Regions from separate parts of the Homo sapiens genome. Here region 2 is linked to region 1. A link is a contact called in ENCODE Hi-C or POLR2A ChIA-PET data. All regions are on one chromosome and are shown on one strand. The core of a region is the stretch at or near the end of the contact, and the rest is flanking DNA. Distances in the headings are between cores, read along the strand shown.

Region 1 (5,537 bases), core at 1,103-3,602:
ATACTCCCCTCCCAGCCTCACCCAGCCTCCAACCCCTGGGAAACTCTAGAGTTTGTTTTGGGCGGTGGGGGGTGGGTGGGGGGCGGGGATGGAGTCTCACTCTGTCTCCCAGGCTGGAGTGCAGTAGTGCAATCTCGGCTCACTGCAACCTTCGCCTCCTGGGTTCAAGCGATTCTCTTGCCTCAGCCTCCCAAGTAGCTGGGACTACAAGTGCGCCACCATACCAGGCTAATTTTTGTATTTTATTTTTTTGAGATGGAGTCTCGCCCTGTCGCCCAGGCTGGAGTGCAGTGGTGCAACCTCGGCTCACTGCAACCTCTGCCTCCTGGGTTCAAGCAATTCTCCTGCTTCAGCCTCTCAAGCAGCAGCTGGGATTACAGGTGTGCACCACCACGCACGGTTAATTTTTGTATTTTTAGTAGAGATGGGGTTTCACCATGTTGCCCAGGCTGGTCTCGAACTCCTGACTTCAGATGATCCGCCCACCTCAGCCTCCCAAAGTGCTGGGATTACAGGCGTGAGCCACTGTGCTCGGCCTCCTTTCCCTTTTAGATCCCTAAGAGACACGTGTCGGGCAGGAAGGAGGATGGACAGAAAGGAATGGCCAGGAAGTGGGGAGAGGGGCTAGACTGGGGTGTCTCCCTCCAAGCAAAGAAACTGGGTGCCTTACCTGCATTCCAGGAGTCACGGATGGGAAAGTAAATCTTTGGAGGGGCTGGGAGCTGGGAAAAAGAGATGGGCAGAAAGAACTGGTGAAAAGGCTCAGCAGCCCATCCCCAGAGGCGGAGGGAGGAGGACAGGCCGGAGAATCAGGTCAGCATCAATATGGAGGACAACATCGTGCAGGGCTGGAGGGACCTCCCAGAGCTGACCACCCGCCAAACCCTGGCCTCGTTCCCGGCCCGTAGTACCTGGGGTATCTGCAGGCCTGTCTGCTGACACACGTACTGGCTGAACTGGTACATGGCGGGGGGGACCACCTCCCCAGCCTTCTGTAGGGCTGCCTGGCTCTTGTCGCTGGGCCCCAGCAGCTCCTGGTCGTACACCAGGTAGACGGCGCCCCCAGCCACACTTCCCTTGATGAGGAACCTGCGGGCAGGGACGGGAGGAGCAGAAGCTCAGCGGACACTGACAGCCACCCTCAGGGGCCAAGGCCCACGGGGAGAGTGAGACCCTCCTGAGGGCTCACCGTCCACAGGGTGACACTCTGTAGTGCAGCACCGTCGACCCAGACCCCTATTATATACAGCACTCGTTTTACAACGTGCAAGGCAGGGCGGCTGGACGCCACTTGAACTGATGAACTGAAACCCAGAGGGGGAGAGTGGGTCACTCAAAGTCCCACAGTGAGCAGGGGCAGTGAAGACGTAAGATCTTGACCTTCTAGAAGCCTTCCAGCCCTGGAGAAACCAAGTGTCCCTGGGCGCCTCCTGCCCGCTGTCACTCGCAGCTCCGAGCACGCATTCACTTCTCATCCACGCCAGCGGCAGGATTCACCGGCATTCCCACCTCACAGAGAAGACAACTGAGGCTCGGAGGCGGAGGCTGACACCGCGAACTGAACGCCAAGGGCTCGCTGGGAAGCAGGAGGGAGGGGATTGGCGACCTCGGGAAGCCCCGCCCCTCTGAAGCCTCAGTTTCCCTATCTGGCCCATAGGCGGGGAACGAAGGGGAAGTGACTCTAAGGGAAGCGAAGAGCAGATCGGGACCAGACTGGAGACAGGGATGCCCACAAAAATGGACTTTTTCGGGGACTCGGGTCCCCTCCGGCGCCCCCACGCACCTCATCAGCGACCACACCCGGGCCACCATGGTCGCTCGGATCCACGCGCAAGGACACTCGGCTCGCCCGCCGCTTCCTGTCGCGGCGCCGCAGAGGCCTCTGGAAGGTGTAGTCTTTCTTGCCCGACGCAAGGTCCTCTGGGAGTCGTGGTGTCTTGCGGCTCTGAGACTCCAGAGAAGGGCTGCGGTCTCGCAGCGGAGGGCCGCTGGGAAATGGACGCTTTAAGGCCCGGGCCGCCGCAAGGCTGTCTGGGAAATGTAGTCAGCACGGCGCTGTTTGCACCTGGCCGCGGAGCCTCCTGGGAAATGTAGTTCGGCCCGGCCCTGGCACCGTGAGGGGAAAGAGGCGTCAGGTGCCTGGCTGAAGCCTGAAGGTGACCCGAAAACAAGTCAGAGCCCGAGAGATCCACCCGCGCCCGCGCGGGGGACCAAGGGCCCGGATTTAAGAAGAGTGTGCCTACAAGGCGGTTGTCACGGCAACGAGAGGGCGGGATTGTTCGAGCGCTGCGGCCCCCTCACGTGATCGATTCGGAGGCGGGGCGTCCGCCCAGTGGGCGGGGCCGGGCCCCTGCTGGGAGGCGAAGACCAGGCGGGCACTGTTGCCCGGCGACGCTCCGGCGCTGGGTCCCCGAGGCCCGGCCCCTCCCCGGGAGGAGGTGGGCTTCGAGTCACGTGACCCGTGCCCTACGGGAGGGGGTGCGGTCGGGGACCCGGCAGGAGGCGGCCGAGAAGAGAGGACCGTGGGGGCGTTCGCGTGGCTCCCAGCCCGGGACCCCACCCCCGCTGGACAGTGGGGGAAACTGAGGCCTGAGCGGGTGAGTGCACGGTTTAGGGGTGCGCAGAGGGTCACACGCCCGCTTTGTTCAGAGGGGAAGCTAAGGCCCGCCGAGGTCAAGAAGGGGCCGATGCGTTCTGCAGGGCTTCCCCCCATTTCTCCCGCATTTCGGCCGGGCTGCTTCAACCGTTCATCTGCCCATCCATCCATCTGTCCCCCACCCGTCTATCCATCTGGCCATCCACCCATCTATCCTTCCATCTATCCATCCACACTTCCGTTCATCCATCTGTCCGCCCATCCATTCATCCATCTGCTCCCCCCATCCTTCCACTCATCCATCTGTCCACCCATCCATCTATTTATCTGGCCACCCACTCATCTATCCGTCCATCCATCCATCCATCCATCCATCCATCCATGCATCCGTCCGTCCATCCATCCATCCATCCATCCATCCATTTATGTGTTCCCATTTATCCATTCATACATCCATCCACTCATCCATCTATCCACCCATACATCTCTCCGTCCATCATCCATCCATCCACCCATCCATCTATTCATCTGGCCATCCACCCATCCATCCTTCTATCTATGCATCCATACATGCATCTGTCCATCTATCCATTCATCCATCCACCCATCCGTCCACCCGTCAGTCCATCTGGTCCCACTTCCCCCTGCCGGGCTGCTGCAGTCAGTGTAGAGCTGGGGGTGGAAAGAGGGATGAGCAGAGGAGCTTCATGGGCTGTCCCTGGAAGGGGAAAAGGTGGAAGCTCGTTTCTTGCTGTGGGCATGCCTGGTGTGTCTGGGAAAGGTGAGGAGTTCATTATTTTGAGAACTGAACGATTCATAGATGGGGCCGTGGGAGAGAAGGATAGACAGGTAGTCAGGGGCTATACCTGCAGGGCCTCATGGGGTGCAGTGAGGAGCCTGGTTTCCATCAGTTGCAGTGGGGACCCCTGAGAGGGTTTGGAGCAGGAAGGGCCATGGCCATGTTGCTTTTGACACAGACGCCTTTGGCTGCATTGACAGAAGAGGCAGGGAGAGAATGAGTATGGACATGGGGAAGCCAGTGTGGAGGTGGGGGAGACCAAATCGGAGATGGAAGGGAGGCCAAAGGAAAGATGGGGGTGGTCAGGCCCGGGGTAGGGTCTAGGAGGGAGGTGACAATCTGGGAGTCCTGGAGAGAGAGAGGAAGGGACAGCTGGGGAGAGACTGGAGAGGGAGAACTGATAAGATCTGAAAACCATGAGCTCGTGGGGGTGAAAGGATAGAAGGAGGTGAGGACAATACCTGGGTCTCCCATTTAGGGACAGGGGATAGTGGGGCTATTTCTGTGATGGTGAGCTGGGAAGAGAAGCAGGTATGGGGTGACATGCTGAGCCTGGATTGGGTCCTGCTGGTTCTAAGGGGCCTGGAGGTTGTCAGGAGGAGACACCCAGAAGACAGCAGAGGCAAAGAACCTAGGGCTGGACCTACAGATGGGAGATTTAGGGACTCCTCAATGATCCGCTCCATCTGGTCTGTCTCAGCTTCCTGGTTCTGGAAGTCCCCTTCCCCTTGTCCCATTGACTTTTTTTTTTTTTTTTTTTTTTTTTTAGACAGAGTCTCACTCTGTTGCCCAGGCTGGAATGCAGTGGGGCGATCTCAGCTCACTGCAATCTCCACCCCGCTGGGTTCAAGCAATTCTCCTGCCTCAGCAGGAGACCCCATCTCTACAAAAAATACGATGATTAGTTGGGCGTGCTGGTGCACCCACTTGTAGTCCTAGCTGCTCCATTGGCTGGGATCACAGGCATGTGCCAGCATGCCCAGCTAATTTAGTATTTTTAGTAGAGACTGGGTTTCTCCATGTTGGTCAGGCTGGTCTCGAACTCCCAGCCTCAAGTGATCCGCCCACCTCGGCCTCCCAAAATGCTGGGATTACAAAGTGTAATCCCAGCCTGTGCAACAAGAGTGAAACTCAGTCTCAAAAAAAAAAAAAAAAAAAAAGAACCTGGACTGTTTCTCTCTTTCACCTTCTCCCTGGAATTAGTGAATCAGCTCCCATAGCTGAAATCATAAATCATATCTTCATCTGGATGACGCAGGCACCTCTGTCTCCAACCCAGCCCCATGTGTCAAATGCCTTCTGGGTGTCTCCAGAGAGCGAGCTGTCTCTTGGCTTCCTCACCTCTCGCCTCCCACGTGCCTCATATCACTCCATGATCAATCTGGTACCTATTGAGCACCTACTGTGTACCTGGCACAGTTTTGGGCCCTGAAGACCCAATAGGGAACAAAGTAGAAGATTTCCATTTCCTTCCTGCCCTTATGGAGCTGATGGTCTACAGGGAGAGAAGGATGGTGGAACGAGTAACAAATGGTCCTTGGGCTGGGCACGGTGGTTCACACCTGTAATCCCAGCACTTTGGGAGGCTGAGGCGGGAGGATCACTTGAGCCCAGGAGTTCAAAATCAGCCTGGGCAGCATAGTGAGACCCCATCCCTACAAAAAATACGATGATTAGTTGGGTGTGCTGGTGCGCCCACCTGTAGTCCCAGCTGCTCCATTGGCTGAGGCAAGAGGATTGCTTGAGCCCAAGAGGTCCAGGCTGCAGTGAGCTATGGTCGCACCACTGCACTCCAGCCTGAGCAACAGAGTGAGACTCTGCCTCAAAAATAAAAAAAAATAAAAATAAAAAAATAAATAATAAAAAAAGGAGGCCCTCACTTGAAGGAGGTCACTGTTCTTTTTTTGTTTGTTTGTTTGTTTTTGATACGGAGTTTCGCTCTTGTTGCCTAGGCTGGAGTGCAATGGCAAATCTCGGCACACTACAACTTCTGCCTCCCAGGTTCAAGCGATTCTCCTGCCTCAGCCTCCCAAATATCTGGATTACAGGCATGTGCGTGCCTCAGCCCCCTGAGTAGCTGGGATTACAGGCGCCTGCCACCGCGCCCGGCTAATTTTTGTATTTTTAATAGAGATGGGGTTT
Region 2 (5,537 bases), core at 1,671-4,170, 850 kb after region 1:
ATGTTCCAGGCCGAGGAATAGCAGATGCGAAGGAAAAACGTGGGCACAAGTGGCATTCTCAAACTTGCGGGGCCGTCGGAATCTTCTGGAGGACACCCCCTCTGAGAGTTTCCGGAGGTTTAGGCGGGGTGCTAGAATTTGCATAGCTAATTGATAGTGGCCCTGTTGCTGGGTCGGGCCTCACACGTGGAGTACCCAAACCGTATATAGGAAGTGTTTAGCATTTGGTAATGCTCCTTCAACACTAGCCAGTAACATTACTGTTTTCTCTGCAATCCCCCAGGGAGGCCCAATACAGGATCAGACACAGTGCTGACCTGGAAGATACTTGTTCTGTTGAATGAGAAGTCTACCTTATGACTGGGCACGGTAACGCATGACTGGCATCACAGTGCTGAGAGGCCAAGACAGGAGCATTGCTTGAGTCCAGGAGTTTGAGACCAGCTGAGCAACATAGCAAGACCCTGTCTCTATAAAAAGTAAAAAATTAAAAAAAAAAATTGGTAGGCATGGTGGTATGTGCCTGTAGTTCCAGCTATTCAGGAGTCTAAGACAGGAGGATGGCTTGAACCCAGGATTGGAGGCTGCAGTGGGCTATGATCGTGCCACTGCACTCCAGCTTGGGCGACAGAGCAAGACCTTGTATCTGAAAGCAAAACAAAAGTCCCTTTATTTTATGGGCTGTTGACTTCTGCTAGCAGAGGGATGAAAGGCGTGGTCTACCCTCCCATCTCCCATGGGGCTGGGAGATGGGAAGGGAGTTGGCCATTGTGGACCCACACTGGTCTGGGCAGACCAGGACTTCAACACCAGCCAAGGGCTTTCCCCGGGTCACGTCCCTCTCCATCTGGGAGTGCTTCCTCTTTTGGGGCCAAGTTTTCACCGCTTCTTGGCCCATCCTCCCAGCCCCGGATTGGCCGCCTCCAGCAGGCCAGAGCAGATGGGAAATGTGTTTCCTCCAACTCGCTCAACACTGTCCCTTTCTTGCAAGGGGAATTTCTCCACCTGGACTCTCCGAGCTTCTGCTTGTAGGGTCCCGAGGGGCTCCTGCCGGGAACCATCCAGTGGGTGGGTGGGGGCAGGCCAGGGAAGGCCCAGGGGTCCCGGGGAAGGTGGCCAGGAGGGCTGAGCATGACACTCAGGGTTCCACTGGGGGGTTGGGGATCAGGGGGCAGATGCTCCAGGAGTGAGGGTGGTTGAGGCTTGGCTGAAGCCTGACCCTTCTTAGGAAGTGCTGGATGTGGGGGAACCCGGGGGAGTCCTAGTGATGGGGGGCTAGGGGGTGCTGAGAGGAGGGGAAGGAGACAAAGAGAGACTAAAGAAGGAAAAGGAGAGAGACAGGGAGAGACAGAGAGTCAGAGAGAGACAGAGGGAATCAGAGACAGAGAGAAACAGGGAGAGAGACAGAAAGAGTGAGAGCCAGAGACATACAGAGACAGGGAGAGACACAGAGATGCATAAAGAGAGGGAGTCAGAGATGGAGAGAGACAGAGATAACGGAGCCAGAGATAGGGAGAGTCAGAGACAGAGAGAAAGAAACACACAGACTGACACAGATAAAAGAGCCAGAGACAGGGAGAGGCAGAGACAAAGAGAGATACAGAGACAGAGATAACAGAGCCAGAGACAGAGAGACAGAGACAGAGATAACAGAGCCAGAGACAGGGAGAGAGTGTCAGAGACAGAGACAGACACAGAGATAACAGAGCCAGAGATAGGGAGAGTCAGAGACAGAGAGAAAGAGACACAAGACAGACATAGATAAAAGAGCCAGAGACAGGGAGAGGCAGAGACAAAGAGAGATACAGAGACAGAGATAGCAGAGCCAGAGACAGGGAGAGAGTGTCAGAGACAGAGAGACAGACACAGAGATAACAGAGCCAGAGATAGGGAGAGTCAGAGACAGAGAGAAAGAGACAGACAGACATAGATAAAAGAGCCAGAGACAGGGAGAGAGACACAGAGACAGAGACATAGAGACAGAGATAACAGAGCCAGAGACAGAGTCAGAGACAGAGACAGAGAGAGCCAGACACAGAGACAGAGAGAGAGAGTCACAGCCAGAGACAGCGACAGAGATAACAGAAGCAGAGAGAGGGAGAAAGATAACAGAGCCAGAGACAGTCAGAGACAGAGATAGAGAGACAGAGATAACAGAGCCAGAGACAGATACAGAGACAGAGATAACGGAGCCAGAGATAGGGAGAGAGAGTCAGAGACAGAGAGAGATATATAGACAGAGATAACAGAGCCAGACATGGGGAGAGAGAGTCAGAGGCAGAGAGAGAGAAGACAGATAGAGAGACAGAGCCAGTGATAACAGAGCCAGAGACAGGGAGAGAGAGTCAGAGAGAGATACAATGAGAGACAGAGATAACAGCCAGAGACAGAGTTAGACAGAGAGATACAGAGACAGAGATAACAGAGCCAGAGACAGGGAGAGAGAATTAGAGACAGAGATAGAGAGAGACAGAGACAGAGATAATACAGGCACAGAGGCACGCATAGACATAAATTGGCAGAGAGAGAGAAAGATCTCTTTCCACCCACTGCAGAGGCAATCAACAGAGACAGAGAAAGACGTTAACGGGGAGACACAGAGAGCAAAGGAGACTGAGTCAGCAAGAGACCCACAGAGATACCGGGAAAGAGCGGCAGAGAGGGAGAACCAGGGCGATGGAGAGACAGCAGGGAGAAAGGAACCTGGAGCCGAGCTTGGAAGGCCGGAAACGGAAAGGAGAGCGAAAAGCGGAGAGAGATCCGAGTGGAGAAAATTCCGCAGAGTCACGGGGACGAGGGGAAAGGCTCTGGGCTGGGAAGGGGCGTGGCCGCGGGCGGAGGGGCGTGGCCGCGGGCGGAGGGGCGTGGCCTCCTTTTGTAGCCAAGCAGCTATAAAAAGCGGCGCGCTGTGTCTTCCCGCAGTCTCTCGTCATGGAATACGCCTCTGACGCTTCACTGGACCCCGAAGCCCCGTGGCCTCCCGCGCCCCGCGCTCGCGCCTGCCGCGTACTGCCTTGGGCCCTGGTCGCGGGGCTGCTGCTGCTGCTGCTGCTCGCTGCCGCCTGCGCCGTCTTCCTCGCCTGCCCCTGGGCCGTGTCCGGGGCTCGCGCCTCGCCCGGCTCCGCGGCCAGCCCGAGACTCCGCGAGGGTCCCGAGCTTTCGCCCGACGATCCCGCCGGCCTCTTGGACCTGCGGCAGGTGAGACGTGCCCCGACCCTCGGTAGCTGGTCTCGCGGGAGACCCCTACCGCCCCTCTGGGACTCCCTTCTCCCTCCCGCACCCCCAGGGACACCTGTTCTACACTCCCGGCCGGGGAGAGGAGACCCACCGGGGCTCCCATTCTCCATCTAGCACCGAGGCCGGGGGGGCACACCTTTCATCCCGCACCCCTACGACACCTCATCTGTACCCCAGGCCGGGGGCGGGGAGGAGACCGCCCAACAGTTCTTTTTGGACCCCCCAAGGGTCTCCTTCTTCTAGTCCGGGGGGCACCCCTTTCATCCTGCGCCCGCTACGAGACCCTATCTGTATCCCGGGAGGGGGAGAGGAGACCCCCACAAGTTCTTTTTGGACCTCCAAGGGCTCTCCTTCTCCGTCTTGCACGGGAGGGCACCCCTTTCATTCCGCATCCCGAGACCCCATCAGCACCCCAGGCCAGGAGGAGGAGACCCCCACAGTCCTCAACCCCTCAGGGATACGTCTTCTGCACCCCGGGTCGGAGAAAGGCTGGCTTCCCTCCATGTGGCAGTGGGTGGGGGCACCCCTCTTCATTCCGCATTCCCAAGGCACCCCATCTGCACCCTGGACGGGGGACCCTCCGCGGTTCTCCAACCCTCGACGGCTTCCTTTCTCTATGTAGGACTTAGGACATTGAGGGCACCTCTTTTTACCCCGCACCCCCACAAGCTCTGCATCTCTGGGGGGAACCTTTTTTCCATCCCCGATCCGAGGGGGGCACTTCCTCTTTATCTGGGACCGCCAAGGAGACCCCCAGTTCCTTTGCTAACTCCCAAAGAGCCTTATCCCCAACATCTGAGGTACCCCTCTCCCTTTCAAGACCCCCAGGGGAATACCCCCAAGGGGGCTGGAAAGAAGAGGGATCGCTTTTCCCTCCTGAATTCTTGGAGATCTGTCCTTGGGGCAGGTTGAGCCACCAGCTTCGTGTGTGTGTGTGTGTGTGTGTGTGTGTGTGTTCGTGTTTGTGTGGGTGTTTGTGTTCGTGTGTGTGTGTTCGTGTGGGGGTGCGTATGTGTGTGTGTTCGTGGGTGTGTTTGTGTTCGTGTGGGTGTGTGTTCGTGTGGGTGTTTGTGTTTGTTCGTTCGTGTGGGTGTTTGTGTTCATGTGGGTGTGTTTGGATATTTGTGTTCGTGTGTGTCTGTGTGTGTTCGTGTGGGTGTTTGTGTGTGTTTGTGTTTGCGTTCGTGTGTGTGTTCGTGTTTGTTCGTGTGTCTGTGTGTTAATGTGGGTGTTCGTGTGTGTGTTCGTTTGTGTTTGTGTTCGTGTGTTTGTGTGTTTGTGTGTGTGTGTGTGCGGTCTCTGTTCTTTAGTTGGGAGGGAAGGGAAGCGTAGGCTTCAGGTCGGCACAGACTCTGGGGACCCTGACAGCTGAAGTGAGTGGGGACAGAACCTCCATTTTCTAGGGGAACCCCCATCCACTTTCCTCCTTTCTACTTTTAACAGGGCATGTTTGCGCAGCTGGTGGCCCAAAATGGTAAGTATCCTCCGCCACTTCCGGTCCCTGGCCCCCCACCATCCCCACCCCGGGATACGAAGAAGGGGGAACCTGGAGAGTGAGGCTCTGCCGCACACTGGCTTTGACCCTTGACCGCTGCTGTCTCTGAAAGCTGCTACTTCCCCTCTTTGAACGCCACCGATCCCTCTTTCTGACTTGCTCTGACTCTCTGGATGCCATGGCCTCCCCATCAGACCCCCATCTGGGCCCACCTGGGACCCCTGCCCTCTCAGAGCTGGGGCTTGACACCCCCAACCCCCAGCCTGGTTTTGTGTCTCTGGCCTCCTTCTTTTCGAAACCCTCTTCCCCGCTGCTTTTCTTCCCTCTTTCCTGCCCCTTCCCCACTCTCCCAGCCTCTCTTCCCTACCTCTTCCCCTCGCCCAGAGCCTCCTCCTTACTCCCATTCTCTTCCCCATCCCCAGGCCCTCCTCCTGTCCCCTTCCCTCCCCCTAGACCCTCCTCCCTGCCCCTTCCCCAAACCCTCCCCAGCCCCATGCTCTCCCAGTTTCCAAGACACTCCTCCCAGCACCTTCCCTCCCCGTCCAGAGACTTCTTCCCCGCTCGAGACCTCTTCCCCCTTCCCCTCCCAGAGACCCCCTTCCCCCTTCCCCTCTCCATCTAGAGATCACTTCCCCCTTTCCCCTCCCCCTCCAGAAACCCCTTCCCCCTTCCCTCTCCCCTCCAGAGACCCCTTCCCCCTCCAAAGACCCCTTCCCCCTTCCTTCCCCCTCCAGAGACCCCTTTCCCCTTCCCTCCCCTTCCAGAGACCCCTTCCCCCTCCCCCTCCAAAGACCCCTTCCTCCTT

Evidence for each region. A loop is a pair of places that touch in the nucleus more often than their neighbours do. ChIA-PET counts read pairs that join two places held with the same protein, here RNA polymerase II (POLR2A). Pooled maps may share reads with other maps.
Region 2: a loop to region 1 is called in a map with no recorded cell type, with 5 times the contacts of the local background. The contact joins the promoter of TNFSF9 here to the promoter of HSD11B1L in region 1. A Hi-C loop is called at or near these places in 2 of 37 single-sample maps with no recorded cell type and 2 of 50 pooled maps. POLR2A ChIA-PET finds 5 or more read pairs at or near these places in 2 of 52 experiments (A673 and GM10248).

The regions. Positions count from the first base shown.
Region 1 is chr19:5,678,675-5,684,211 of GRCh38, forward strand. HSD11B1L (hydroxysteroid 11-beta dehydrogenase 1 like) reads left to right here and starts at 2,353. Exons shown (of 8, transcript NM_198706.3): 1 at 2,353-2,597. It overlaps MICOS13 (mitochondrial contact site and cristae organizing system subunit 13), which reads right to left and starts at 1,842. Exons shown (of 4, transcript NM_205767.3): 1 at 1,784-1,842; 2 at 912-1,089; 3 at 671-722. The coding sequence starts at 1,812. RefSeq lists enhancers at 931-1,070, 1,451-1,560, 1,591-1,670, 1,691-1,790, 1,801-2,270 and a silencer at 2,321-2,530.
Region 2 is chr19:6,528,106-6,533,642 of GRCh38, forward strand. TNFSF9 (TNF superfamily member 9) reads left to right here and starts at 2,921. Exons shown (of 3, transcript NM_003811.4): 1 at 2,921-3,198; 2 at 4,681-4,711. The coding sequence starts at 2,932. RefSeq lists enhancers at 1-138, 569-828, 3,599-3,698, 4,300-4,800, 4,801-5,301 and silencers at 2,749-2,978, 3,119-3,188.